4 separate regions of the Mus musculus genome follow, and all the other regions are linked to region 2. A link is a contact called in ENCODE POLR2A ChIA-PET data. All regions are on one chromosome and are shown on one strand. Each heading gives the region's core, a stretch centred on a gene start or an enhancer-like site at or near the end of the contact. The rest is flanking DNA. Distances are from core to core; before and after follow the strand shown.

Region 1 (7,191 bases), core at 3,057-5,556, 110 kb after region 2:
GGGGTTATGATACACAGACGGACAGCACACCATACACATACCTCAACATAAATGTTTTAAAATTTGTTTTATTTTATGTGTATGCATGTTTGCCTGCATGTATGTCTGTGCACTACATGCCTGCTTGGTCCTTGTGGAGGCTAGAAGAGGGCACTGGATCTAAAACTGGAGTGACGGGTGGTTGTGAACTACCATTAGAGGTACTGGCAATCAAACCCAGGTCCTCTGGAAGAACAGAGAGTGTTCTGAACCAGTGAGCCATCTCTGCAGTACTCTCTCAAATATACGCTTTTTAAAAAGCAAAACCGCCCATTATAGTGGCACATGCCTTTAATTCCAGCTCTTGGGAGGCAGAGATGGGTGGATCTCAAGTCCAAGGCCAGCCTGGTCTCCAGAGTGAGCTCCAAAGCTACACAGTGAGACTCTGTCTCAAAAGAAAAAAGAAAGAAAAAAAAAATCAAGTATAGGGGGACAGGTCAACAGACATTAATGGGAAGAAATGGCCACACAGTCACAAATCTACTCAACACCAAATAAGAACAAGACAGCACCACCTGAGGTGTGGTGGAGCTCCTGCCTCCCTCGAAAGATGTCCTGGGATCAAATCCCTAGAACCAGCTGGGCAGAGGTGCCGCACACCTTTAATACCAGCACTTGGGAGGCAAAGGCAGGCGGATTTCTGAGTTCAAGGCCAGCCTGATCTACAGAGTGAGTTCCAGGACAGCCAGGGCTACACAGAGAAACCCTGTCTCGAGGAAAAAAAGAAAAGAAAAACAAAAAACAAAAAAAAACTTCCCTAGAACTCACAGTAAGGACAAGGGAAGGGAGACAGAGAAAGGAGAAGGAAGAAACAGGAAAGGGGGGGGCCGTGGGGGTGGTTATGAGGTCACTGGTGAAGTGGCTCTGGGTAGAGAGAGAGAGAGATCCTGACTCAGTCAAATAAAGTGGCCAGGAATCAAGGAAGATCCAGTATTAAGCCAGGCTCCACTCGTACCCACCCACACACGTGAACGACTCTACTTATACACCAGCCACACCAAAACAAAGCAAACAAGAAACAAATAAGAAACCTACAAAAAAGAGAGAGAGAGAATAGTAAGCCCCCAATCTTACAAAGACCATGGTCAGCACTTCTTCAACCTACCATACCCAGACGATCTAGGCCTGGCTTCTTGGTTTCCAACCTGACAGCAGACATGATTAACCAAGGTCATGATTCCAAAACGACAGGGCCACTGAAGTGTAAACCATTACAAACTAGTTTGCAGAAAGCTTTAAACTGCTGCTGTATTTTAATCAAATTAAACTTTTCTTTCATTTTTATCAAACAAAGAGCAGAATACAGTCTTCCCCATCAGTACAGCAAACAACTGCCTCAGCTTCCAAGGCCCACGGGCAGCTATGCTGGCCTCTGGTCTCTCCTGCTTTTTCTGCTGAACATCCTCCCTCGCAAACACGTACCACTGGCACCCCTAGCAGGAGCATCCCATCTCAGGCTCTGTCTCTAGAAAACTCAAGACGATCCCTAGACCAGTGTCAGCCCGTTGTCCCATAGAGGTGGTCTGAGAATTGTCTGACGAGCAAAGACATGAGCACGTGGGCATTCGTCATTCTCAGGAAAGGCACAGACAACTGAGGTTACAAACCCTGGAGCTCAAATGTGTGACGAGGGACGGATAGAGGACCAGGTTCCCGAGGACACCACGAAGGGGACAGTGTGAAGCGGACAGCTCCCAGGCAGGCACTTCCTCTTTCTGGCCATCCTCATGTGCAGGAGAGCCCATGGAAGCTGGTCCCTCACCCACCTGTGCCAGCTCCTCAGAGGTCTCCTCTGCCCTATGGTTGTCTTCGTCACCGCTGGATCCGGCCACTCCTTCAGTGTCTTCCTCACTCGAGTCACTGCCCAAATCTTCGAGGCCTGAAAACACACTCTCCTCGCTGTCAGAGAGACTGGAGTCAGGATCGCTGAGGAGAGGAGGCTGCAAGGAATCAGAGGGTTTAATAACTGCCACCTGGAAGCAGGTGCCTCTGGTCACACACTTCCGTCTGCGCCGAAACCACTCACCCGGCCTGGAACCCTCCTCCTCTCCTGCCTCTGTGGACAGAACCTGCCCTCGGAGCAGACACACCAGTCCCCAGAGCCGTGCAACAAACAGAGGGAACCTTTCAAGAACACACTGGCTTTGTGGGGATCAGTTTCTTCTCACTGTGCCACCAAAACCAAGTTTCCTCCACGGACACACTCCACACCCTACTGTCACCTAAGGGTCCTGAAACTGACACCAGCTTGGAATGGGACCCTGGGCCTGGGGGGGATTAGAACTCCCTGGAGGCTCTGACCAGCTGCAACAGGAGGCTTCTTTACCCTGACGACCAGGACCAAGCCCTGACGGACAAGTCGGAAAGCTGAAGATTAGCAAGATAAGCCTATGTGTTGGTTTGAATGACAAGAGCCCCCCACCCCCCTATACGCTCATACATTTGAATGTTTGGTTCCCAGGGGATGGATTGCTGAAGAAAAATTAGGAGGCGTTGGTAGGTCACTGGGCGTGGGCTCTGAGGCTTCAAAAATCCACATCAAGCCTAGAATCCCTCCCTCTTCCTCTCTCCCAGCTCATCAAGATATAAGAGAAGCTCTTAATTGCTGCTCCAGCACAATACTCTCTGCCATGGTGGTCAAGGACCAACCCGCTAAAACTGCAAGCAAGCTTCCAAGTAAGCTCTTCCTTTGATAAGGTGCCTTGGTCTTGGTGTTTCATCCCAGTGCCAGACAAACAAACCATCTGCTGTCTTTTTTTTTTTTTTTTTGAACAGAGAATCCTGTGAGTACAGCCCTAGAGGCCACTTTACAACGAACACAATAAGACATTCAAGCATTGTGAACAGTTTTCTATCACTGACCTCCAAAAGTTGAACAAGTACTTGAACACTGGAGGAAGCATGTGACTGCACCTAGTACTCACACTGTAGACCAAGCTGACCTCGAACTAACGGAGGTCATCTGTCTCTGTCTTCTGAGTGCTGGGATTAAAGATGGGTGCCAATGCCGCTGGCTAGTTCTTGTCTACCTGAGTGGCCTTCGCTGCCAATCATCACAGTGATCACCTGAGTTTCCATAGATGTCACACTGACATTCTCTTATTATTGACATCTCTAAAACTACGCTACTTGTCATACTAACAAGTAAAAGTACTGCACGCAGTTAGGGCATAAACAACTGACTATTAAAGGCTTACTGCCTAGAACTACACAGAGGGAAAAGCTTAGGGGCGTTTCATAAAACAAAGGGACAACTTACGTAGTGGTTCTCAACCAGTGGGTCACAATCCCTCTGGGGCGAGCAACCCTTTCATAGACTATCCTGCATATCAAATAATTACGATTCATAACAGTAGCAAAATTACAGTTATGTTTTCTTTTTGGTTTTTTCGAGACAGGGTTTCTCTGTGTAGCCCTGGCTGTCCTGGCACTCACTTTGTAGACCAGACTGGCCTCGAACTCAGAAATCCACCTGCCTCTGCCTCCCAAGTGCTGGGATTAAAGGCGTGTGCCACCACCACCCGGCAAAATTACAGTTATGAAGTAGCAGCGAAAATGATTTTGTAGTTGGGAAATCACCGCAACACGAGGAACCGTATTAAAAGGGCCACAGCATTAGGAAAGTTGAGAACTTTGAGGATCCAATTCAGTGGAGTCAGCTGTGCATGCCTTCTACCACCTACATTTGATGAATGTAGCAAGCCTACTGAGCTTAGCAACATGGACTAGCAATGGTTCCATGACAACCAGTTCTGGATGCCCTGGGTTCCAATCAGACTTCCATAATCTCAAGTCCTCTTTTGATTCACAACACACCTGACATGCTGGCTTGGTAGCACAGCACGAGCGCAATTACAACCTTTCCCAGGACAGGAAGCACAGATGGAAGGTCCAGAGACTATGGTGAGGGGACTCTTAAAGGTCTCTCCCTTAACACGGTTCAAGCCACAGAACTATCCCCCGGGTTCCAGCGCCCCTCGGCGCAAGTAATGTTCTGCTGAGAGTTCCAAAATAACAGCCCAGACTGGACGATCAGGCTCTAGGCGACCCACACGACACTACACGCTGCGCCACGGCCCGGCCTCCCTGGTCTTGCCAAGTGCCTGCATGGTTCCCAGAGGGATGCTGTCCGCTACTTGGAAGTTACCTCTTGTATCTGCAGCTCCTGATCAGGTTCCAAACGTCGTTTCCCCGGCAGCGATGCCGGTGACATGTGGGGCTTACCACACGCCCCCGCCATGCTGCGCCGCGCCGGCTACCGATCTACTGCCGCTTCCGGCAGCGGGAGCGCCTCGTGTGCCCCCAGCCAGGCTCCGCCCTACCAGGCTCTGATTGGTGAGCAGCCCGGGTGAAGCCATCTTGCGCAGGCGTAGGGTGCGGCGCAAGGGCTGGGCCGGCAAAGTAGGCAGGGGAGATCACGGCGCCTGCGCACAGAGGCTACAGGTCTGGCCCTAGCGAGAGCGCGCCGGTCGCAAGATGGCTGCGGCCATGCGAGGCCTTGCTGTGTGTGCGCAGCGGGCGGCGGAGCGGCCCGGACGGCAGGGGCAGCGACGACACTAGCTCAGCCTTCAGCCACTCTTCTAAAAGGCCACCCCAGCCTCTGCCTGCTTTCGTCCGAGATGGATCTGGCCGTGGGCCCCGGTGCAGCGGGGCCCAGCAACGTCCCGGCCTTCCTAACCAAGCTGTGGACCCTCGTGAGCGACCCGGACACAGACGCGCTCATCTGCTGGAGCCCGGTAGGAGCTGGCATGGGCCGGAGCGGCCTTCGAGGGAGGGTCCTGTGGCGGGAGGGGACCTGCTTCGGAGAAAGCGGCCTGCGAGTTAGTCGGGCTCGCCCGGGTTCAGCCATCCTGGCATCCTAGAGGGAGGACGCCGCTGTCTGGGGAGGAAGTGCGCCCCGCCCCCAGAGCCACTCACGGAGAGTAGGCCGAGACCCCAAATCATCCTACATTTCACCCGGACAATAAGGACGGGGCTTCCAGTACAGGGTCTTTGCTCACAGAGAAATAGTTCCCAGAGTCCGTCTGCGTTTCTGCTTTTTAGGCAATCATTCAGAATAAGTGGAAGGCCTAAGGAATGCATGAGAGAAGAGCGAGAATAGGAGGATGTGGAGCCTAAGCTCAGCCCCGATAGTCTCCAGACGCCAGAGCAGTTTTGCCCGGCCCTCCAAGGGCCGTGTCGAACCCTGTTCTGTTGCCTGGCAGCGGACTGTGTACACCGCACACCCTGCTGGCCCTGCATCTCTGGCTGGCTTGCAGAGGTCGTTCCGTGTTTGTGTTAAGTTGGAAAGTAGAATCTGCTGTTCACATGTGGATTCTGAGGGCCAGAGCGCGCAGAGCTAGCCGATGGTGGTGGCCTGAAGACAGGCCACCCTGATTCAATGGGAACCTTTGGAGGGATGGAGGCGGCTAGGTGCCACCACCTTGACCTTCTGCAAGCCAAATCTGGCGGGTCTCTCGGTCTCTGCGGAGCACTGCCCCCTCGCACAAGTTTCTTAAGCTGGCAAGAATGGAGAAAAGGCCTGGGTGGCAGATGGAGGCCAAGGCTTCTGGCTCTCAGTTGCCTGTTTGTTTAAACTCTGCTCTGCCTAAAGGGTGTTTTGGGAATAAAGAGAAGACTAGAAAGCACGGAACTTCACTTTTCACGAGACGGTCTTTGTGATTATCCCATGGGCTATCCGTGGGCCGCGTTGTTTTCCTGAATGCCATATTCAGTTCACAGCCTGTCCTGGATTTCATACACCTGGGCAGAGAGTATGATCTTACCTTTCTATCTTTCCCCAATTTACCCCCCTCTGTTTTCTTTGACTGAAGGGGAGCTTTCTTACCTAGGTCCAGTAGGACTACCAGGTAGCCTCTGGAATAGTCTGAGCTTAATCCTATTAGGAAGATCCATCCTGTCTGCTGTTTCTGCTTATAGATTGGTACAAATGTGGGCGAGGTGTCAGTGTAGGTTCTTCCAGGACAGGGTGTTCTGATGAGGGCCTCTCAGTGTGAGGATGGAGCTGATCTGCCCTGTCACCTCCTTCCATCCACACAGCTGCAACTCATCTGTGAGCCTTGTTAGCGTGCTGGGAGTCATGGGCAAGTAGTCTGTACTGAGCAGCAGTGGACTGCTATAAGACACGCTGTAAGCAGTGGAGCTGGTATAAGAGACGGTGGTCAGTGGGAGCTGGCATGACCCTGAGTACAAAAAACAAGCTCTGACGTAGAAGTAGAAAAAAGAAAACCCTTGTCTAGGCCATCCAGGGACAGCAGAGCTTCTTGGATCTGGCTGTCTGTTCACAGGTAGGAATTCATGCTCCTGACCCGTGGCCTGTGGGGCATGTACATTGTCTTGGTAGCCTCTTAACAGCATTCCCTGCGGGCCCACTGATCAGGAAGTTTGAGGTCCACATTCTTACTCAAACTTGCAGATAAAAATTGTCTTACCCTTCTCAGGCATATCCTCCTCCTTGAGGGGCCAGGGAGCCTGTCTAGCCCCAAAAGTCTTTGAGCTTTGCTCGGTTCGGCTCCTCATTCCTGCTACAGGAGACAGAACAGATCTCTACCTTTCTCCAGTTCCATGGTTCCACTCCCCGTCCCCGGCCCGCCTTCAGTTACAGGTGCTCCACAAGAACCTCAGGCCATCCAGAGGGTTCCTCAGTCAGGTCCCACGGGACAGCACACCCTTGACCAGATTTAGGATCCCAGTAAGATCCCTGCAGGCGCGTGAACGTGGGTGTGGATGGTCCTCTCTCAGTAGGCTTCTCTTTTTACCCTGTACCAAAGGTGCCTCCAGATTCCGTGCCCAGAGATGCAACAAGTAGGTCGGGACAACAAGTAGGTCGGGCTAAACAGTGAATCCATAGGGTCATTTCTCAATCCTGGCTTTCTCTCTGTGCTTCCTGTGTCCCCTCGGTCAGACACTTGCTAGCATTGTTGGAGAGCCACCTCGGTGCATTTTGAAATGGGGAATGAAGCCCAAATAAAAAAGCCAAAGCTTAGAACCTGTATCTAGCTTTATCCAAATTTTGTAAGATCATTTTGCCCCACCCGTTTTAGAAATATTAAAAAGAAACATGAGAAATAAGTTTGTCTAACTCAAAAGAGTACAGATGGTGGTAGTTTGTGTGTGTGTGTGTGTGTTTTAATTTTCTTCTAGTTTTTAGAA
Region 2 (7,290 bases), core at 2,440-4,939:
AGAAAAGAAGCCGGGCGTGGTGGCGCACGCCTTTAATCCCAGCACTCAGGAGGCAGAGGCAGGTGGATCCCTGAGTTCGAGGCCAGCCTGGTCTACAAAGTGAGTTCCAGGACAGCCAGGGCTATACAGAGAAACCCTGTCTCGAAAAACCAAAAAAATAAAAAAAATAAAAAAATAAAAAGAAAAGAAAAAGGGGGGTAGTCACTACATTTCTGCCTTGATCCTGATGGGTACTGGTGAGCTGGAAAGTTATTGTTACCTTGTATGTTAGAATTGTACGTGGTCACCCATTTCAGATCACTTATTCGTGCAAATAATATCACTTCTATCATGAATTGCCCAAGCAAGCAGCCATAGCATGGGCAAAATTTCTGTTTCCTGTTGCCAAGATAAAAACACCCCAACAAACCCAGTGGTGTTGGTGCATGCCTTTAATTCTAGTACTTGGGAAACTGTGTTTAAAGCCAGCCTGGTCTACAGAGTGAGTTCCTGGACAGTCAGGGCTACACAGAGAACCCATCTCAAAAACCAACCAAACATACAAAAGCCAAAAAGCCAGGTGTGGTGTCATGCTCCTAATCCAACACTTGGCAGGAAGATCTTGAGTTTGAGGCCAGCGTAGTCTACAAATTGAGTTCTAGGACAGCCGGGGTCACACAAAACAACCAAAAGCAACTTAAATTGCTTTTGTCTTAGTTGTGAGGACTTGACTCACAATTCCAGGTTGCAATCCATCATTGTGGGGAAGTCAAGGCAGCAGAAACCTGGAGCAGCTTGTTATGGTCAAGGAACCACTGTACAAACTGTAGACACTCTGGTCTCAGTTTATTTTATTCTTTTTACATGTACATGGTAGTTCTACAGATAGTTGTGAGCCTTCATGTGGTTGTTGGGAATTGAATTTTAGGACCTCTGCTGTTCAGGTCAAGCCTGCTTGCTCCGGTTGGCTCTGCTCACTCCAGTCAACTCCACTCACTCAGTCCCTGACTCCCTCCAGCTCAAAGATTTATTATTATACTTAAGTACAATGTAGTTCTCTCCAGACTCGCCAGAAGAGGGCGTCAGATCTCTATGGGTGATTGTTGGGATTTGAACTCAGGACCTTCGGAAGAGCAGTTAGTGCTCTTAACCGCTGAGCCATCTTGCCAGCCCCTGGTCTCACTTTATTTTTTTTTAAAGATTTATTTATTATATATATTTGAATATATATATATATTATTATTTATTATATGTAAGTACACTGTAGCTGTCTTCAGACACTCCAGAAGAGGGCGTCAGATCTTGTTACAGATGGTTGTGAGCCACCATGTGGTTGCTGGGATTTGAACTCCAGACCTTCGGAAGAGCAGTCAGGTGCTCTTACCCACTGAGCCATCTCACCAGCCCCTGGTCTCACTTTATTAAAGGAATAGTTTAGTGAGTGCACAGCCAGGACTGATGAATCAGGCACACAGCCTAGATTCGGGGAGCTAAGACTGTAACCCCAAATATTTCCCAGGGCCAGTTTATAAAGGCAAAACCCACAATGAGCTCATATGCAGGTGTAGAAAGTACTGTAGCGTGACTGGTTTTTACTCAAGCTACTTTGACAGTTTAGACATCAGTTCAAACTGATCTTTAATTTGGTCATAAGTGGATTTTTTAAAATTTTATTTAATGTATGAGTATCTGATGTACACCTGTGTGCCAGAAGAGGGTCCAAGTTCTCATTATAGACAGTTGTGAGCCACCATGTGGTTGCTGGGAATTGAACTTAGGACCTTTGGACAAGCAACCAGTGCTTTTAACTGCTGAGCCATCTCTCCAGCCCTGTTGTGGAGTTTTTTTTTTGTTGTTTGTTTTTGTTTTTTTAAAGATTTATTTATTTATTTATTTATTATATGTAAGTACACTGTAGCTGTCCTCAGACACCCCAGAAGAGGGAGTCAGATCTCATTACGGATGGTTGTGAGCCACCATGTGGTTGCTGGGATTTGAACTCCTAACCTTCGGAAGAGCAGTTGGGTGCTCTTACCCATTGAGCCATCTCACCAGCCCTGTTGTGGAGTTTCTTAAGAAGAAACCTTATAACAAAATATGTGGTCAACTTGATCCTGCTCTGAGTCAAACTATTTTCTGTACCAGGAATATAATATGAAGTGGTTGGCAGGCATGGGACAAAATGGCTCCAGCTGTGCTTGGGGAATAGTCCTCAACACAGCTAGTCACATTCCACTCACAGAAGACAGCAATGATTCCTACATGTCAGTATGCTTGCTTTTTCCACACTTATAAAACCCCTTTCCTATAGGGAATGGTAACAATCACAGTGGGGGCAACGTCTTTCCACTAATTAAGCCCCCACAGATGTGCCCATAGGCCAACTTAATTTAAAGTCACTGAGCTTCCCTTTCTAGGTGACTATTTTGTGTCAAGTTAACAAAGTTAACTTTGTTTAAGAGAAAAATCTTTTGAGACCAGCTCATTTTATAGCTCAGGCTGGCCTCAAACTTACACTGACCTTCCTGCCTCAGCCTCCTCAGTTGTGAGATTAGACAGTGACACGTTTATAAAAAGATAAGGAGCCGGGCAGTGGTGGCGCACGCCTTTGGTCCTACCACTTGGGAGGCAGAGGCAGGTGGATTTCTGAGTTTGAGGCCAGCCTGGTCTACAGAGTGAGTTCCAGGACAGCCAGCACTGTCTCCAAAACAAAACAAAACAGAGGCAAGGGAGCCTTTTCTTAGAAACTCACTAGCTGCTGTCAACAGCTGGGAAATCTGGACAGTTGGCCCTACACAGACCTAACCACTTTGCCATTGTAGCCGGAAGGATCCCAGTCAGTATCTAAGGTTGCATAGGATCTGGAACCGTGGCGGTTCCTGGCTATCTCCTACAAAAACCTGACAAGGACCAGCCCTGGAAAAACCCCTAACTCAAGATTTCTAATTTGAGAGAGCAAGGACCCCAGGCAGCTAATTGCTAATACAGGCACAAGAAGCACCAAATGGGATACTTTCCCAGAACAGATCCTAGTACTGAAATTATCTTCTGCTAGGGATTACGTAGCTAAGAAGGCCAGTGTCCTCCCATCTGTGCTAACAAATGTGCCGGTGGAAGGTAATATGGAGCCACTGAGAAGCAAAGAAACGCAGCGAGGTATGGAAGACAGAAACCGAACAGTGCTCTAAAGAGCTGGCAGGGGCGTCTGTCACCAGGTGCCCCCAAACCTGCAAACTATAGATTCATTTATTAGTTCCCTTTGCCCAAGCCTGCTTGACTCAGACTTCTGTCACTGAAGAGGACCTAACAAATGCACTAGAAAAAAAAATTTAGCCCCTCTGCAAAGTCAGAGACTGATCCAAAGCTGCCTTTTCATCGCAGAGTCCTGCACCCTCCGGTTCCTGGATGTCTGAAACCAGGTTTAAAAGGTGGCAGCAAACACTCTGGACACCAGGATCACCGGCTGCCGAGCTTCGCTTCAAATTATGCGTGCTGGTCGCGTGGTTCTGACTCCTGGCAAAGCAAACACGCAATAGGCAGCCGGAAAAGTCCTTGCAAGGATCTGGTGGTGGTGGTGATGATGATGGGAAGGGGGGGAGGGTGCATCTGCACCAGCTTAAGGGGTGCCTAATACTGTGGCCCACAATGCCTCGCGCTGAAACCGGCCCCGCCCCCTTCAGCCAGGTTCTCAGCCTCGGAAGGGTTTTAACGACTTCCGCTTTTCCGGCGGTGGCCCCGGCACGAGAAGTGACTGAGACTGCTGGCGGCATGCGGGGACCGGGAGTAGGTTCGGGGTTCTCTGGTGAGCGAGGGTTGCTAGAGCAGGAGGCTGGCGCGGACACGGAGGCGGTGGAACTGCTGCCCTTCCTGGTGCTCGGAGCGCGAGCCGACCTGCAGGCGGCCGCGGCGCAGCACGTGCTGGCGCTGACTGGTGCGGGCTCGGGCCGCACGCTGTTGGCCGGACAGCCAGAGTTGTTGCGGGCCTTGGTCGACCTTGCGGTGGCCCCGGCCCCAGCTCCTTCCCGCGATGCCTCCCGCGCGCTCGTGAACTTGGCTGCTGATCCCAATGTGCACTGGCAGCTGCTGGCGGCTGACCCGGAGCTGCCCGCCCGCCTGCTGCGCTGCGTGTTGGACCCTCAGTGGCCCTGGGCTGAAGAGGCGGCTGCAGTGCTGGCCAACCTGAGTCGCGAGCCGGCTCCGTGTGCTGCGTTAATGGAGAAGCTGATGGCCGCTGAGCCGGAGCGGTTGGGTCTGGAGCGACTTGTCAACGCGCTGTGCACGCCGAGCTACAACGCGGCCGCACCCCTGCATTACCTGGGGCCGCTGCTCTCCAACCTTAGCCAGCAGGCGGAGGTGCGTGCTTTTCTCCTGGACCCAGACAGGTGAAACCCAGTCGCCTGCGCGGGCGGGAAGGTGGGGAAGTGGAAGTGAACAAGGACAGCAGTGAATATCTTCTTTCAACAGGTGCGTGGTCCAACGGCTGCTGCCTCTTACCCAGTACACAGATTCTTCGGTGCGCAGGGGCGGGGTGGTGGGAACACTTCGGAATTGCTGTTTTGAGCATCGTGAGTGACAAGGAGGGGGTGGTGCCATTGCCAAGGTGGGGATTGGACCCTAGGGAACCCAACGGACCATTATTCTGATCTCCTTCCTTGTCCGCACCTCCAGGACATCACAAGTGGTTACTTGGGGCCCAAGTCGACATTCTCCCCTTTTTGCTACTGCCCTTGGCTGGGCCTGAAGAGTTTTCCGAGGAAGAAATGGACCGTGAGTGACTTGGGTGGTTGCCTCAGGGCTGTCTGGTGCTAGAGGGAAGACTACAAGAGGGAGATGGAGAGGTGTGCAGGTCTGGAGTCCCTCAGTCCGGCAGCCTTTAAGGAGGGGGTCGTTACAGACACACACAAGGCTCACCCAGGCAGAGCAGGGCTTGGGTGTTCAGCACAGGGACCAATAGTCTCCCACCCTCACTCCTAGAGCTGCCTGTTGACCTGCAGTACTTGTCACCAGACAAGCAACGGGAGCCGGACGCTGACATCCGGAAGATGCTCATCGAAGCCGTCATGCTGGTGAGCAGGGGCCTGGGGTGTTAGTGCCTCTCCACAAGTCCGTATTGGCATCCGAGTAACCTTTTTCCATCTTCCTAGCTGACAGCCACGGCACCTGGTCGGAAGCAGGTACGGGACCAGGGTGCCTACTTGATCCTTCGAGAGCTGCACAGCTGGGAGCCAGAGCCCGATGTGCGGATGGCTTGCGAAAAACTTATCCAGGTGAGTGCGGGGGGTCAGAAAGGCTAGGCAAGTGCCAATGGCTTATGAGCCCGCTCACCTGCCTCCTCTTCTTGCAGGTGCTTATTGGTGATGAGCCAGAGGCTGGCATGGAAAACCTGCTGGAGGTGCAGGTACCTGAAGACGTGGAACAACAGCTCCAGGAGCTCGACCAGCAAGAGCAACAGGAGCTCGCTCAAGAGCTAAGAGGCAACGGTGCCCCACACACCTGAAGCCCCTTTGGCCTGAATGCCAGCTTCAGACCCACCTTTGCCAGTGTTGGCGCAGGGTTCTAGGGTCAATGCCCAGTAAATGGTGAGAAGCCCAAGGGTGCTGCCCAATCCTGTGCCCTGTTGCAACCGGCAATAATGCACATAGTTCAGAGCTGCACTACTGAGCTGGAGCTGGCTGGGTTCTGTCACAGCTGCCTACAGATGAGGCAGGATGCCGGTGGTCACTGGAGCTATGAAGAGCCTATTCCCAGCTGGTGATAGGACTGGACTGAAAATACTGCAAGCCCTGGGAAGCCAACTAGGTTTTCATTCCTGAAGGCACTGAGGGGTCTGGACGTGGGTAGGCTTAGAGATGTAAACAGCGCCGTGAGCCCCAACCTTCGGAGTCTTCTTGCTTTCCTTGCCCAAGACCTTAAAAGACAGACTACACTTGGATCCTCGTCCCTTCCTAGAATGCTCTGCCATCCGAGCCTGTGAGCCTGTCTCTGGATGACTTGCTGGGTTTCCCATTTGCTGCCTCCGTTTCTCTGTTTCACCTGTCAGCCTCCTTATTCCCAGGTTGAATTGGGACTTAGCCATTCAGCTAGATAGAACCTGCTCCTTGGTTAGCTTTTTCAAGTCTCGGTTGCCTTTCAAGGCGGATTTCTGAGTTTGAGGCCAGCCTGGTCTACAGAGTGAGTTCCAGGATAGCCAGGGCTACACAGAAAAACCTTGTCTCGAAAAAACCAAAAAAAAAAAAAAAAAAAAAAGACATCCAGACTCTCCTGCAAGAGATTCTCCTGCGTGTTCTTGAAGCATTTACCCCTGTACGATCCTACCCCCAACATTTGGAGCCTACTCTGTGTATGCACCCCTTCTTCCTAACTCTGTAGATACCGTGGCAAGTTTTGCTCTACTGTGTCCCCCTTTCTGAGCTACAGATCTCACTCCACCTGTGAGTGACGTTTTCTTCAGCAACAGGTCCTTCCAGGTCCCTGAGACCTGTAGTCTCCAAGGGAGTTTGCAGTGTTCTATTTCATACCCCTGAAGCTGGAAGACTGGTGTATGTGTTGTCATGCATGGCTAGGTGTTTTCACTGGGTACCAGGAGTCTTCTCAGCCCCCCCCCTCCTCCCCGCCCAACCCCATGATGCTCTCCAGCACTCTTGTTAAAGCTTTGACACTGTTGGCACATTCACCGTGTAGACTAGTGTTTTCCCCCTGACCCAGGTCCCCAAGGAGATACCCAAAGGCCACTGGCCCACCCTTGTAGATAGCTGCATCCTTAATTCAACAGAATGAACATTTTTTTAATCTTCCCACACCCACCCACCCTCAATTCAGCAGAGAGTGCCCAGCCATGTTCCTGTTAGGGAACATGGGACATAGAGAGCAGCCACCTGCCATGGTACGCCCAAGCCCAAGGGTGGTAGAACCTATTGCTCTGGTGCAGGCTTCCAGGTGTTGCACAGCTGGGCCAGAGACGGTCTCCTTGGAGATGTCCTGCCACTGGAGGAGCTGGAGCCTTTGCTTCTGGCATGCCTGGTGTCTCTGTCAGGCTCTGTGTTGTCTGGGGCTACTGTGGACCAGGAATGATCCTGTTCTGCAATGGAGCAAAGCAAAGGGTCATATGGAGTGCTAGACACTATCTAGGCCCGCAGGCCAACCAATTAGCTGTGAGCCATTCCCCACCTCGGGGAGCTCCAAGTGCAGAGGACAGCATGTGTTCTGCAGGCAGCATCCAGCAGTGAGCAGCTACCTGCTGTAGGTCCAGACGTTCACATGGATGCAGCTGAAGCAGCCCTCGGATCAGGTCCCGGCACTCTACAGGGGAGG
Region 3 (7,475 bases), core at 3,062-5,561, 89 kb after region 2:
AGGCTGAATCAGGAAGACAGGAAGAATGGGATTCTATTGAGGATTCTGTGTGGAGGCACACCCACCCTCTTCCAGGCCACCCAGAGTAGTGTGTTGGCTTAGCTGAAGAGTCGAATGGTGCCATCTGCCCCGGAGGAGAAGACCCACGGCTGTGTGGGGTGGAAGGCCACATCCAGAACACCCAGATCTCGGGTCAGGGTGTGTCCTTTCAGCACCTTGACAGGCACCAGCAATGGGTTCTGCAGCAGGTCACTGTGGAAGAGAGGGACTCAGGACCCAGTGGGACGGTCCCATGGGAAGGGCTGGGGAAGGAAGGAAGGAAGGGCCAGCACTCACTTGTACACCATGCCATGGCACACGATAACACTGCCGTCGTCTGAGCCGGATGCAAAGAGTGGGTATCGGGGGTGGAAGGCCACAGCCCGCAAGGCCTTCTTGTGGTGCCTATGGACAGGGAGTGTGTTCACAGTGGGCTCCAGGTGAAGGGGCCGTCCCACCTACCTCACAACCCACCTACCTCAGCACTTTGTATGGCTTGGTGGAAAGATCCAGGTCAAACCACACCAGTTTGCTGTCATAGCTGCCACAGATGATGTTGTCACCTAGGGCCAGAAGCAGCGCCTGTAATTCTCACGAGATGCACAGGGTTCACTCCCCTACCCTGATGTGGAGCATCCATGCTCCCCTCACCTGCTGGATGTACAGCCATGCTGGACACCCACTTGCAGTTGGGCATCAGCTTCTTGGTTAGCTCCTGGCGCAGCAGGTGGTAAATGCGGATGCTGCGCTGGGAGGCCACGAGCAGGAAGGGCCGGGAGGGATGGAAGGCCACACACTGCACCTGCCCGTGGCTGCGGCGGAACGGGCTCTGGCTGCGCCTCCTGCTCACCTGGTGAAGCAGCACTTGCGTGTGCTCTTGACTAGACAGCACCACCGCCAAATAGTCCCCTCGCCCATGCCAGGTCACCTGTGTCACTGGCTAGAGAAGAGCAGTGCTGGCTGATTGTCTGACCAGGTCTTCGCGCGTCGCCCTCCCCGTCCCATCACATACTTTGCTGTGGCAGATGCGTAGGCGCAGACCCCTCTGGTGCTCTTCCTCCGAGACCTCTAGCCACCGGGCAGGCTGCAGAGCTGGCTCCTCAGGTGGAGTGAAGGCTTCCAGCAGCTGGTCTGTGCTGCCCACCAGCAGCCGGTCCCCCAGGGCTGGGTTCAGCAGCAACACGGCATCATCCCTACCAGCCGGGGCCAGACAGAAGCCCCTCCTCAGCATCAGCCCCACTGGCCTGTGCCCCTCCCAGCCCTGACCCCCAGGGCCCTACACTCACATGGCAGCAGCTACCAGGCATATGGTAGGATTGGGGTTCCAGGCGATGCTCCGCACCACACCTCCAACATGTACAGTCTTCATACAGCGGGCAGTGGCCACCTCCCAGAGCTTCAACGTGCCATCGTCTGAACCTGGGCATAGCAGGGACGCTCTCAGCACCTGAGCTGCTCACCCAGAGTCCCTGTCTCCTAGCTCAGGGCAGCTCCCACCTCAGGCCCACCTGAAGCTAGCCACTGGCCCCCTGGCGAGACACTGAGGCAACGGACAAGGTCGCTGTGGCCCCTGTAGACCTGCAGGAGAAGAAGAGTGAGAAGACAGACACACAGACACCGGAGGGCGTTTGCACCTCTGACTCCACACTTACGAGGGCCTGGCACACAGGGAAAGGCTGAAGGTCTCTTGGCCGAGGGAGTTTGGGGATGAGGTCTTCGGGGTCCACATTCACCTGGGAAAAGAGCACTGAGCATCACCTTCACACTACACTCCCCCAGGACCTGTGCGGGCTGTCTCACGTACCCTCATCTTGCGTTGCCGTGGGCACAGATACAAATCGAGGCAGCGCTCGAAACGCTCCTGGATGAAGCGGCTGTAAGCAGGCACTGTCCTCAAGCTGGGGAATTTCTGTGGCAAGAAGTTAAGCTTCCTCTCCACAGGCTCCTGCTGCATCCACGCCGAGCGCTGGGGAGACAGGAGGCAGGTGAGAAGGGATCGGGAAACATGGCCGGGGCCCACACCCACCTCAGCGCAGGCCCACCTCCTCCTCAGTGGGCAGGTACTCGGGAGGTGGGTTGTAAGACTCGGCATGGCCAGGCAAGGCCAGCTTGGGGGCAGGCACATGCATCTTGTGGCGTCCCAACACAGCATTCGGATCCTCCTGGGCCCACAGGTCATAGAAGCTAGGGGTGGGGTCGTGGGGCCGTCGAGGCTTGATCCACCCCATCTTGATGGCATGTACCATTCGAGACACCTGCACACAAAGGTAAGGTCAGGTGGCAGCGTGGAGACCTTAGAGTGTGCAGGAGGAGGATACCAGGGTTCCCACCTTCTCCTTTTCAACTAGGGATGGGATGAAACTACGCTTGTCAGCTGGGCGGTTGGTCACAGGGTGGATCATGATGTCACCGCTGAAGAAGTCCACAGCTGGCTATGGAGAGAGGCAAAGATGTTAGGTTGGGGGGGGCAGGGCGTTCATGGACTTCAGACTGTAGGGCCAACCGTTGTTGCCTACCTCATAGGGATTGAAGCCTGAATCTCCGAACTGGCCTCTCTGAAGCCGGTGTACCAGGGCAACCTGCTCATCAGTTAGCCGCAGATCACGCCCTGTCATCTTGTCTTGCACAGTGCGCCTGAGGGAAAGCCAGTCAGGGCCATACTCCAGGCTTGAGGGACCACAGGTCCCGACCCAAGGTCCAACTCACCAGAAATCTGGGTCATCCATTTTGTCCAGAAACTGGTCGAGCTCATCTCGTGTCCGCAGGGGCTTGTAGATACGTTTGCCATCCAGGTCATAACCCACATGTGGGAATTCATCGTACCATGCCAGGGGCACATTGCCCACAGTGTTCCGAATGTCCTGTAGCATAGTCACCACGTCAGCACCTGTCCCTGCCATGCTTGATCCTCTTCAAACCACCCAAGGGCAGAAGAGCCACTCAAGATCAGCCTCAAGTGCCCAGAAGCCAAGTGACCCAAAATCCGCCCTAGCCTTGGCCCCGATGTCTGACGTGGCGCGGCAGGGGTGCTATGCCCCTCCCCCAAGCCCTCGGAGGCGCCTGAGCTTTACCTTCACATTTTCCACTGAAGTGATGCCAACCCTAGCCTCCCCCCTCACTGGATTCCTTGGCCAAGGCTCTGGGCAGCCACAGACAGGGATGACCTCATCGCCTATGGGCTCCCTCCCCTGGCAAAAGCCTTAGGTACAAGTGGGTAGTTTACAAGGCAGGAACCATGGGAAGACCCCACCCCAACCTCAGGGAGACAAACCTGTTCTGCTCGGCAGGTGGTCAAGGACCCCCTTCCAGCACCACTGATCCTCCCCCTCCCATTTCAGTGGGCAGAGCAGCCACATTCCTGGACACACATTCCTGGTTTCAGCCCCTGCCAGCCACCACCACCCTCACTCCTCCCAGCCTGGGGACTGCTGCCCAGGCGGCCACTTCCTGCAACAGTAGCCACAGGGAGGAGGGGCCCAGACATAACTAGCACAGATGAGTGCCAGCAGCCCCTCAGCAAGACCCCTTGGGCCTCGTCCCACTGCACCTGTCCACACCAGCCCAGAAATGCCCCATGCTCTTGCTGTACGCTCTCCACCTTGAGGGCCACTTCCGAACTGGAGGGATGGAGAGGTGCCGATCTTAGCTCTTATCCACGTGTGCACTGGCTTTGAGAAGCCCCATGAAGCATACAGCAAGGATGGGGGTGGGGCCCCCAAGCAGGATGGGTCAAAGGGGTAAGATCTGGCACAAGGCACAGGCCATGGAGTCAAGTCATGCCAACCACACACACCCATTTCTAGACTGCTACTGCTGGAGTCACCCCCATGAGTGCACACACACACACACTCTCTCTCTCTCTCTCTCTCTCTCACATACACACACACACACACACACACACACACACACACACACACACACACACGGCCTGGCACAAAAGACCCAAGTGCACATGGAAGGAGAGTCAGACAGGGTGTGGCCAGGCACTCAGGGCCAGGGCAGCTGGGTGAACTTAGGCATGCCAGGAGAGAAAGCCTCTTGATTCTTGATTTATTCTCTTCTGCCCTGTAGAATGGGTGGGATGGGCACCATTGTCTTGGGGCACTAGTAGCACCCCAGAAACGCTCCAACCAGAAAGATGCTCGGGGGCCCTCTAGGCACGGCTATTAAAAGGGAAAAGGTGCACGCACGAGCTCTGAGTAAACTCCTCCAGGCCAGAAAGGGAGGCGGAGGCCAGGCGCGGGGGAGGAGCTGACTGCTATAAAGGCACTGCTCGGCTGGCGGCCCCACTCCAGTCCGAACACATGTGCCCGCCTCACCCGGCAGCCGCCACCGCGGGGCGCAGCGGAGACCCCTGGCCCGGCGGCCTGTGGGGACCTAAAGAGGCGGCATGAGCAGCGCACGGTGGAGCTGACGCCGCGCCCCCTGCCCGGCCCATGTCCTTCGCCATGCTGCGTTCAGCGCCGCCGCCGGGTCGCTACCTGTACCCTGAGGTGAGCCCGCTGTCGGAGGATGAGGACCGCGGAAGCGAGAGCTCGGGCTCCGACGAGAAACCCTGCCGTGTGCATGCTGCGCGCTGTGGCCTCCAGGGCGCCCGGCGGCGGGCAGGAGGACGGAGGGCCGCGGGTAGCGGGCCAGGACCCGGGGGGCGGCCAGGCCGCGAGCCCCGGCAGCGGCACACAGCGAATGCGCGCGAGCGGGACCGCACCAACAGCGTGAACACGGCCTTCACTGCGCTGCGCACACTCATCCCCACCGAGCCAGCGGACCGCAAGCTCTCCAAGATTGAGACGCTGCGCCTGGCCTCCAGCTACATTTCTCACCTGGGCAATGTGCTGCTGGTGGGTGAGGCCTGTGGCGACGGGCAACCATGCCACTCGGGACCCGCTTTCTTCCACAGCGGTCGTGCGGGCAGCCCACTGCCACCGCCGCCGCCGCCACCACCACTGGCCAGAGACGGCGGCGAGAACACCCAGCCCAAACAGATCTGCACCTTCTGCCTCAGCAACCAGAGAAAGTTGGTGAGCAGGGCTGGGAGCACCGAGGGGCCCCGATGTACTCACCAGCCCACACCTGCCAGGCAGAGAGGTGCAGGGCAGGGGCAGCATTCCCTAGCATCTACACCTGCCAACAAAGCTGTGCCCAAAGGAGGGAAGGGCACAGAGGAGCCATACCTTGGGACACAGACTCCCATTGGTAGTGGTCATAGGGACCTGCAAATACAGGATCAAGAAGTAATGCTGAGATGGGCCACCCAGAAGTTCCGGGAGGGAGGGCAGGCAGCAGGAACCTGGCAGGGCAGAGGGGCCTTACTTTCAGGCTCGTTTCCCATCAAGTTGAGAAGTGAAAGGAGGTGAATTCAAGAAGTAAGAAGTATATCTATACGCTTCCATCCAGAGGGGAACAATGTGAAACAGTGAGGCAGTCAAAGGGATGCCCCCACTAGGCTGATGTGCCACTACCCCTCCGCCCCCGCAGCCCACCTCCACCCCAAGGCTTATGGGCACCTGCTGCCTCTCCCCTGGTCTACTGAGACCTGCAGTAGAGGGGCTAGGGGAGAAGGCTGAACTGAGAGATGCTGGCCAGCCATGATTTACTGCTCTGGCCGCACTTGGTGGCACCGGAAAAGCAGGGTGAGCAGGGAAAAAATACAACGGCTTTCCCCAATCCCCATTTCCTCTCCAGACAGCACGCGCAAGCTCCTGGGGCCTGAACATCTGGGAAATTTAATTTTACAGTTTCGGCTCTGCAGCAGTATACTCCCCTCCCCAAAATGCACTGTGGGGGTGGCAGGAGCCCGGGATGGGGTGCCCTAGCACAGGCAGTGCCCCCAACAGGAAGCCAGGAAGGTTCGGGCAGTGCTGGGTGACACTAAGTCTCCACTCAGACCCTGACACACCCCCATCCCCTCTGCAGAGCAAAGACCGTGACAGAAAGACGGCGATTCGAAGTTAGAAGGAGGAGGGTCCACAGCAGCCAAGAGGTGATGCCACTAGTGAAGGTGGATGCCACTGAAGAGTCACGGAGAGCCCCACTTTGGACCTGATCTGAGCGCAGGTCCCCAAGAGCACGCTCACCAGGCCAGACCTGCCCCAGCTATGAGCAGGGCCTATGAACAGAGAGATGGACAGGCGGGTGATGGCTTGACTCTAAGCAGCCGAACACTGACCCAGGCCCACTGGGACTTTCCATGCTGGCTCTCTACCTGGGCCAAGTGTTGGCATCTTGTGTCTTTAATATGATAATATAAAGTCTGGAAATTTTGTATAATTAAAAATGAAACAGTATCTTCCAAATTGAGGCAGACTACCCTCTTGAAAGGATGTGAACTCACTATGACCCTAGCTCTCTCACCCCATCTTCCCAGAGTGAGGACAGGGTTAGATCACCTATCAGGAGTTTGTACCAGGGGTATATGTGTGTGTGTGTGTGTGTGTAGGGAGCAGGGAAGGGGGAGAGGCGCTGTGTGGTGACTGAGATAGAAGGAGAGAGGAGAGGGCAAGCCCACTTGGCTCATGGTAAATAGCAGCAAGCAACACAGCAGCCCTGCCTCCTCCGATGAGGGGATCAGATGGGGACCTAGGCACGGGGATGTTTGGTTTCACCAGCAGTGTTCCATTAAAAATGGGTACAGGGAATAAGCACTGCTGTCAGCCAAGCAGGCTAGCAGGCCTAGATGGGCCCGAGGATACCATCCGAATAGCAGCTACCTACATGTCCCCACTGGTACCCACGCAGGCCCAGAGAGGCTCTGGGTCCACGGGCTGCCAGAGCTTCTGATCTCTGCCTCCAGCTGCACACTGGAAGGATTCCTAGCCATCCAACACTCTGTCCTACCCAGCTCTCCCAAAGACCCCACTGGCCTCTCAGCAGGCTCTGTGCACAGCTGGCCGATCATTAAAACCCTGCAGGTGACAATTAGTTGAGTGGTACAACAGAGAAGAAAGGCCAGGCCTGACTTCTGGCTAGGTAGTGGGTGGAGGATGGCAGAGGGCACCAGGTGCTGGCACTGGCAGGCCTCCTGGTCCCTGGCTGGGGGGTAGACCAGGTGTTGAGGCCTACGTGGGCATCCTCATAGGGAGGGACAACAGGGCCCCTCCTCTGCACTGACGGGCTCCAGGGAATGCTGATGCAGGAAACAAAGGTGTAATTTTGGAGGAAATTCTCAAAGCCAGGCCATTAAGGCAGGGGCAGGGGGCTGTGTCCAATCTGATAGAAATATAACGGGATAAAGAGTCACAGCGGCAGGTTTCGTTCAGAAAGAAATCCAACCCCAAATTTCCTCCCCTTAATCCTGCAGGAGCTCACAGCTGCTCGGAGGGAGGGAGAAAGGGCACTCAGTCACACACTGCAAAGCTCCTGCAGCCCAGGAAGCCAGAACCTGGAGATGCAGCTGGGGCTGACGGAGGCCACCTTCCTTTCTCATGCCCTTCCTT
Region 4 (7,319 bases), core at 3,480-5,979, 120 kb before region 2:
TGCCCTTAGAAGGGTTCCTAATTGTTGTGGTGCCTCCCCAGAGCCCACAGCCATGGTCAGAGCCCCGGCCAGTCCTCCAGTTCCTGTAGGCGCATGACCAATGACTCCAGATTCTTGAGTAGCTGAATGGTCCCTGCCACTGACGCCCTCAGCGAGCGCTTCTGGCTCTAAGACATCATAGTGAGGGACAAGGCTCAACTCAATGCCCTGTAGCCAGTGTTTCTGCTTCAGCACCCGTTCAGCCACTGGAGGGAGAGAGAAGACAGAAAGCACACTGAGTCTCTAGCGTAGAGGAAGGGTCCTCCTAATTTCAGACACCACTTACCCTGCCATTGCTGAAAGGAAATAACAGTGCCTAGCTGCCCAGGCAGGCTGCGCAGACCCTCCAGGGGTCCGCCACCACTGCGACGCTCATTTTCCAGGTAGAGCTCCAACAATAACAGGTCCACAGGAGAAGCACTGTCCACCACACGTACTGCTCGGGTCTGGGGCACCCAGGCCAAGGACACAGTGGCTCCATTCAGGGGCAGATTCCGGGCCTGTTCTGCCAGGGCACTGACCTCTGTGGGCAGTATATGAATCAACTCGGGCACCCTCCTTAACTAGAAGCTATGCCGCCCCCCCCACCAGCCCTGCCTCTCACGTGCCTCTTACCTGCCTCAGAAAGGGGCGTGGATAACTGGACCAGGGCACAGTCCTGCCGAGGACTGGCCAGGGCATGGCAAGTCTGCACGGGGTGTCCTGCAGCACCCAGCAAGGCCTGAACATGTTGCTCCAGACTCAGAGGTGAAGTGCCAGGTGGCAGGTGTTGGAGAAGCACACGTTCTGGGGCACGCGGTGGGGCTGGCCTCAGGCTCAGTCGGACACCATGTAGTCGGTGCTCTGCCTGGGCTAAGACCCTCTTTGCATCTGTGAGCAGAGATGAAAGTGTCAGAGATGGCAACGCTTCAGGGCACCCAGGCAACCTCTTGATTCAACCTCCTCACCTGCAGGATCTTGAAAGATGAGGACACCCCCACAGCCAAGTCTCTGCCAGCTCAATAGAAGTCCTCCACCCGAGCGACGGTGGTTTTCAAAGTACAGAGTAATGAGCTCATCTGGTATTTCTGGGGGCAGTCCCCGGAGCTCCAAGGCTGCCCCTGCCTCCACCTCTGCCATCAGAGTCCTGGGCGGCAACACATGGGAGGAGAAGAGGACCACTCACTTCCCCTGTCCAGTCCTCTCTCCCACGCTCTCAGCTGCTCCCCAGCACCCCATATTTACACTCACCCCTGCTGTCTCAGGCCAGTGTCTCAGGCCAGTCAGTTATGCCTGCTGTCCTTCCCAGGCAGAAGGCCTAAGGTAGGAAAACAAAAGTGAAACTGACTGGGGACAGGAAAGAGGGAGGAGCTAAGCCAGAGGCTGTAAGTAGTTCAGGAACTTCCTCTCCTGCTCTAGCCTTAATCCTCAGTCCACAAGGAACTTCTAAGGACCTTTCTGCCGAACCACCCACTAGCCTCTTAGCTAGTGGGGTAGACCAGATGTCTCCTAGACTTTCTCTTCTTCTTTGGCTTCTCTTTGTGGCTAATCACCCTTCCTATGGGATGCTTGAGATACAGTCACACTGTCAACCCCCCACCCCAAGAATCTCTAGGCTTCTGTGCCCTGGGTCCCAGACATGAGCAGCGCTGATCTTAGAGGCTGGCCCCTGGCTGGGTCCGGCTCTTAGAAACCGTCAAACCCAGAGGATAATCAGCCTTGCTTCTAAATGCTAAGGGTGAGCAGTTCCACCCTTCGCCCCCCAAAATCTCAAACCCAGAGACGAATTTTCTGGTCCCTGGGTCTCATATGATAGAGAACTGATTCCTGCAAGTTGTCTGTCTTCCATGTGTGTGCCACAGCATGGCGGGTGCACGCATAAACAAACAAAGGTGACTGTTTAAAAGCCTAATGCTCAGATCATAACACAGCTTTTCCCTTGTGATTCCCTTCAGCCCACATCTGCCTAGTCCTTCTTTCTATGCTCCTTGCTCATCACCATTGCCCGCGATGTAGCCACTGTGCTGACATGCCTTTCTGCTGTTCATCCTTCCACAGAAGGGGAGCCGGAATCACAGACAGGACCCAGAGGGCCTCGCCTCACACCTAAGCTTTGCCATTATTATTATTATTATTATTATTATTATTATTATTATTGATACCGGGTATCACTCGGTAGCCCAGACTGCCTGAAACTCAGTGTGCAGGCCGGACTGGTTTTGAACTAGAAAGGATTCTTCTGTCATTCTCAGTCCTGAATGGTGGAGATATAGGTGTGGACAAGCATGCCCAGATTGGAGGCTGTGCCTTGAGAAGTCACTTTCCTGTCCGCCCCCATAGCTTGCTTGTTTCTTTCATCTCCAGAGCTGCTGCTCTCTACCCACACCTTCCAGTCAGGCCAGCTCGACCTCTGCTGTTCTTCCAAAGGATCATGGGGTTTTGCCCAGTCTATATGTCTAACCCTGTAGTCCTTGAATCTCCATGACCTCCCCCACAATCGAGAGCCTCCAAGACTTCTTGAAGGACCATGCTACCCTTTTTCCTTCTCTGCCACCCCCACTGTGGCTCCTCCACAGAGGTGACAGGGGACCAGCGGCTGCTACAAATCCCAGGAGCCAATGACAGTGAAAGCTAAAGTCTAATTGTCCCCAGTTCCTATCCCTCTAATCCCTTTTCATACAACACACCTGGGTGTTTATTTGGCTCCAACCTCCCAGGTCTCAGCTCTTGCCTAAACCAGTATCCCTGGACCATCTCTAACTTCAAATGACCTAGCCTTCCCCACAGAGCCACATGGGGCTATCCCTTCTCCGTAATTTCCCTCACCCAGCCCTTAGTGAGATCTTTAACATGGAGCTAAAACCTTAAACGACCTCTGAGTTGTCCAAGCTCCTTCTGAGGCCCTATAGTCAACTTTGTGCTTGTTTTACTTTTATTAAAGGGCCCACTAATTATATGAGAGTCTGCTTCTACAAAAGCCTGTCTCATCTATTCTATGCTTTCTTCTTACAGGACTTAACCACCCTCTATCACACTGTACTTTACTTAGAGGGCTTGCCACAGGCGCAGATGCAAGAGAACAGTTCATGTCACTGCCATTGTTAAATCCTCAGGAATTTCTGTGAACTGGATGTAAAACCCTTACTGTCTTCTCTGCTAGTTAGTTTTAACATCAACTTGATACCTAGGATCATCTGGAAAGACAGCCTGAGAGTGGAATTGTCTAAAACATCTTGGTCGGTGGGCATGTCTAGGAGGGATTTTCTGGTTAACTGAGGGTGGGCTATCCACCCTGAATGTGTGTAGCACCATGTCTCTGGACTGTACATGAAAGCTAACCCAGAGCAGGCAAGCAAGCAGCATGGTTTCCTGTTCTTGGCTGTATATGTGAAATGTCTAGCACCTCGAGTCCTTGCCTTGACCTGACAGAAATTCCAGAACTGTGACCTGGAATCGTGAGCCACATGCAACCTTCTTCCCCGGTGCTGCTTTTTAAAAATCAGGGTGTTCTTTACAGCAACAGAACACATCTAGACTTTGTTGGTAAGCATGGCGGGCACGTTTAGCCCAGGAACATGTGCAGAAGCTATGGGCCAAGGACACATCTACACTAGGTCCAGCTGTTAAGCAGCACTATATGGATACAGGAGAGGACCCTTTCCCAAGCTTACTATACGGTCTCAGAGTGGCCATACACCAAGAACCAGGAGAGAACCGGATGTCCTCAAGACACTGAGGACCAGGAGACCACCCAAGGGAAAATTTCCTCAAGAAGCACTCCCCTTCCCTTCTCCCCGCCCCACCCCCCAGAAGTGAAGCAGGGAGTTGGCCTCACCCTCTATGTCCTGACAAGATTATTTTGAGGATCTGAGGTTAAGTGACAAGAGTATGGAGAGAATGGGACAATTAAACGATTAAGTCTCTTGATCTGGACTAGGTGTGGATAAAATGAATGTTGTGGCTTTTGTTGTTGTTTGTCAGGACAGGGTCTCACTATGCAGTGCTGGCTTGGCTGTCCTGGAACTCGCTCTGTAGATCAGGCTGGCCTCAAACTCAAGAGATCCACCCGCCTCTGCCTCAAGGCATGTGCCACTACCACCCAGCTGTGAATGCTGTGTCTTAAAGCAAGCAAGTGTCTGGGTGTCGTGGTTCGTGTTGTAAGTGTAGTTGGAAAGCTAAGGCAGGAGGACTGCCCCATGTCTGAGGTAAGCCTGTGTTGCATAGTGAGTTCCAAGCCAGCTGTGGTTACTGACTGAGACCTTGTCTCAAAATGAAAGGCCAAGAAGGACTCTCCAAGAGTCCTTGGAGGCTTCAGTAAATCCTGGATTTAGGAATCGATATTGAATTCATCAATAGAGAGCTACATAAGCTAAAGAGAGTCTTGCCTCCCGAAGTCGTTAGCACCCACGCCAGAACCCAACCATCTCTGATCAGAAAGCGCAGGGCTTCAGGACTCTGACTTAGGACGCCTACAGACAATAGCAGACTGCCTAGGCAAGCTGGACCAAGCAGTTTCTGTAGGCTCAGAAGCTCCGGGACAGGTGACAACATTCGCCTTACATCAAGGCCCCGCCCCGCCCCGCCCCGCCCAAGACCCCACCCCACCACAAGGCCCCGCCCCATCACAAGGCCCCGCCCCATCATAAGGCCCGCCCAGTCACAAGGCTCTTCTGCGTCTCCCCAGCGGCAGGCGCAGGCCCAAGCAATCCGGCCGCCCAGCGGGTGCAGGTGCGGACGCACCGGCCATCACCGCGCGCGGCTGCGCAGCGGGCACCGTAAGCACCGGTCTCTGGCTCCCGGGAGCGGTGAGTCCCCCCCGACCAATCCCAAGAGTGTACCGCCGCCGTAGCCCCCCTGTCAGTCGGCCGTCCCTTCCCTGTGTTACTGAGCGCGACCGCCTCGGGTCAGTTGGTTCGGTCAGGACTCGCGGCCCGCTCACCCAGACTGGTGGCATCATTGGGGGTGGGGAGCTCTGGCGGCCCTGAGCAAGAGGGAGAGGGCGGCGCTCTGTAGCGGCCCAGACCCGAAGCCCAGCGACCCCCAACCCGACAAGACGACCAATCCACCCTCGGGGCGCATTCTGTGGCCACCGCCCCCTCCTCCGTCGTCCCCATCCCTGCTTTGTTCCCTTGAACGCCCTCTGGTCGCTTCCATCCCCCACACACCCCCGCACCCCTCTGTTCCTGGCGTACCCTACTAGCAGACACCTTAGCAGCCAATACAGGCCTGCATTCAGTACCCGGAGCTAGGGACATTCAGCCCTGTGCTTAAGAGGAGGGTCAGGGTTCCCGCTGGTCACAGATGGCCTGGGGATTTCCTCGGATAGAAATAGCCGCTAGCGCTGGCCCCTTCAAGCTGCTTAATAGGAGGGATAGGACGGGGAGAGCCAGGGCACACCCCCACACCTCTTTAGCCACTGCGCTGTGCCTCTAGACTCTTCGTTGCTGAGCTCTGACCCGAAAGACCCGCAGCGGTGAGAAGGCATCTCCCAAGCTCCAAGCTGAGGCTGACAGCCATCACTCTTCCTCCCATCCCCCACCCCAGGTCGAGCTAGAGGAGCCCCTTCCAAGGGGTCCACATCGGTCTCCCGTGCCCCACCCAACGCCTCCTTGTTCTGTGACTCCCTACAGCCCTGTACAAAGGTCATGGCCAGTTGTTTTTGTTGTTGTTGTTGTTTTCTTCCTTGGTCCGCAGCAGGTATGGCTGTCACTGGTTTCAGTCTCTCAGAGCTAACTGTTCTCTCTTTCTCCTCTAGGGGCAGCCACAGAACCCGAGGCCATGTCCCATGAAAAGAGTTTCTTGGTGTCTGGGGACAGTTATCCTCCCCAAAACATTGTGGGGCCCCAAGCCCCTATGCCTCCCTATGTTCAGGCTCCCTACCCTGGGGCCCCATACCCACAGGCCCCTTTCCAGCCCTCTCCCTATGGTCAGCCAGGATATCCCCATGGTCCCAGCCCCTATCCACAGGGTGGTTACCCTCAAGGGCCCTACCCTCAAGGAGGCTACCCACAGGGGCCATACCCACAGAGCCCCTTCCCGCCCAACCCCTATGGACAGCCACCACCCTTCCAGGACCCTGGCTGTAAGTGTAGGGAAGGGTAAGGGGCAGGGGCAGGGATTCAAGTGCCCTCAGGGGACACTGACCCAGCCTCTATGTCCCCAGCACCTCAGCATGGGAACTACCAGGAGGAAGGGCCTCCATCCTACTATGACAACCAGGACTTCCCTGCTGTCAACTGGGACAAGAACATTCGCCAGGCCTTTATCAGAAAGGTTGGGCCTGGCATATGTGTGGTGTGGGAGGAGCCACAAGGAGGCCGCCAAGGCGGGGCTCTGATTGGCTCCTTCCCCAGGTGTTCCTGGTGCTGACCCTGCAGCTGTCGGTGACCCTGTCCACTGTGGCCATTTTCACTTTTGTTGGGGAGGTGAAGGGCTTTGTCCGGGAGAATGTCTGGACCTACTATGTCTCCTACGCCATCTTCTTCATCTCCCTCATTGTTCTCAGCTGTTGTGGGGACTTCCGGCGAAAGCATCCCTGGAACCTTGTTGCTCTGGTAACTCTCAATCCCTGAGCCCAGTTCACCTAGGCCTGTGGGACAGGACAGGGAGGTTGGACAGGGTTGGACCAAGAGCAGCTCCCCACACCCAAGGCCCCCCCTGTGATCCTCTTCCGCAGTCGATCCTGACCGTCAGCTTGTCCTACATGGTGGGCATGATAGCCAGCTTTTACAACACGGAGGCAGTCATCATGGCCGTGGGCATCACCACAGCTGTCTGCTTCACGGTGGTCATCTTCTCCATGCAGGTGAGGGGGACCTAAGACAGGACGGTTGCCCCAGAGCCCTCAACACCCACAGTCTCACCTCTCTCCTTCCCTCCCAGACCCGCTATGACTTCACCTCGTGCATGGGCGTGCTCCTGGTGAGTGTTGTGGTGCTCTTCATCTTCGCCATCCTCTGCATCTTCATCCGGAACCGCATCCTGGAGATTGTATACGCCTCGCTGGGCGCTCTGCTCTTCACCTGCGTGAGTGAGGGTGTTGGGAAGGCCTTTCCTGGGATGCCGGCCGGGATGAGTGAATAAGCTGTCGAATACCGACCAACTGTGTCTTTACCCGCTAGTTCCTGGCAGTGGACACCCAGCTACTCCTGGGGAACAAGCAGCTGTCCCTGAGCCCAGAAGAATATGTGTTTGCGGCCCTGAACCTGTACACGGACATCATCAACATCTTCCTATATATTCTCACCATCATTGGCCGTGCCAAGGAGTAGAACAAGCCCCAGCTCAGGTGGCATGGTTGG

Evidence for each region. ChIA-PET counts read pairs that join two places held with the same protein, here RNA polymerase II (POLR2A).
Region 1: POLR2A ChIA-PET joins it to region 2 with 11 read pairs in embryonic stem cell. The contact joins the promoter of Bop1 here to the promoter of Hgh1 in region 2. POLR2A ChIA-PET finds 5 or more read pairs at or near these places in 3 of 5 experiments (Patski and embryonic stem cell).
Region 3: POLR2A ChIA-PET joins it to region 2 with 12 read pairs in Patski. The contact joins the promoter of Scx here to the promoter of Hgh1 in region 2. POLR2A ChIA-PET finds 5 or more read pairs at or near these places in 2 of 5 experiments (Patski and embryonic stem cell).
Region 4: POLR2A ChIA-PET joins it to region 2 with 11 read pairs in Patski. The contact joins the promoter of Grina here to the promoter of Hgh1 in region 2. POLR2A ChIA-PET finds 5 or more read pairs at or near these places in 3 of 5 experiments (Patski and embryonic stem cell).

Annotation. Positions count from the first base shown.
Region 1 is chr15:76,472,943-76,480,133 of GRCm38, forward strand. Bop1 (block of proliferation 1) reads right to left here and starts at 4,307. Exons shown (of 16, transcript NM_013481.2): 1 at 4,187-4,307; 2 at 1,806-1,979. The coding sequence starts at 4,279. Hsf1 (heat shock factor 1) reads left to right here and starts at 4,420. Exons shown (of 13, transcript NM_001331154.1): 1 at 4,420-4,775. The coding sequence starts at 4,659.
Region 2 is chr15:76,365,209-76,372,498 of GRCm38, forward strand. Hgh1 (HGH1 homolog) reads left to right here and starts at 3,690. Exons shown (of 6, transcript NM_021555.2): 1 at 3,690-4,361; 2 at 4,444-4,544; 3 at 4,648-4,746; 4 at 4,954-5,045; 5 at 5,124-5,246; 6 at 5,324-6,203. The coding sequence starts at 3,748. The coding sequence ends at 5,476. Tssk5 (testis-specific serine kinase 5) reads right to left here. Exons shown (of 8, transcript NM_183099.2): 7 at 7,147-7,278; 8 at 6,750-7,057. The coding sequence ends at 6,891.
Region 3 is chr15:76,453,127-76,460,601 of GRCm38, forward strand. It overlaps Scx (scleraxis), which reads left to right and starts at 4,312. Exons shown (of 2, transcript NM_198885.3): 1 at 4,312-5,060; 2 at 5,956-6,342. The coding sequence starts at 4,476. The coding sequence ends at 5,994. Bop1 (block of proliferation 1) reads right to left here. Exons shown (of 16, transcript NM_013481.2): 4 at 2,746-2,900; 5 at 2,556-2,673; 6 at 2,370-2,471; 7 at 2,082-2,294; 8 at 1,844-2,005; 9 at 1,692-1,772; 10 at 1,548-1,617; 11 at 1,326-1,458; 12 at 1,052-1,232; 13 at 691-979; 14 at 518-602; 15 at 337-444; 16 at 1-252. The coding sequence ends at 99.
Region 4 is chr15:76,242,078-76,249,396 of GRCm38, forward strand. It overlaps Grina (glutamate receptor, ionotropic, N-methyl D-aspartate-associated protein 1 (glutamate binding)), which reads left to right and starts at 4,730. Exons shown (of 7, transcript NM_023168.3): 1 at 4,730-4,823; 2 at 5,774-6,100; 3 at 6,182-6,291; 4 at 6,372-6,572; 5 at 6,695-6,823; 6 at 6,901-7,044; 7 at 7,140-7,319. The coding sequence starts at 5,797. The coding sequence ends at 7,289. Parp10 (poly (ADP-ribose) polymerase family, member 10) reads right to left here and starts at 1,363. Exons shown (of 11, transcript NM_001163575.1): 1 at 1,270-1,363; 2 at 987-1,165; 3 at 655-909; 4 at 326-562; 5 at 1-245. The coding sequence starts at 1,158. Mir6953 (microRNA 6953) reads left to right here and starts at 6,114; the gene lies at 6,114-6,181.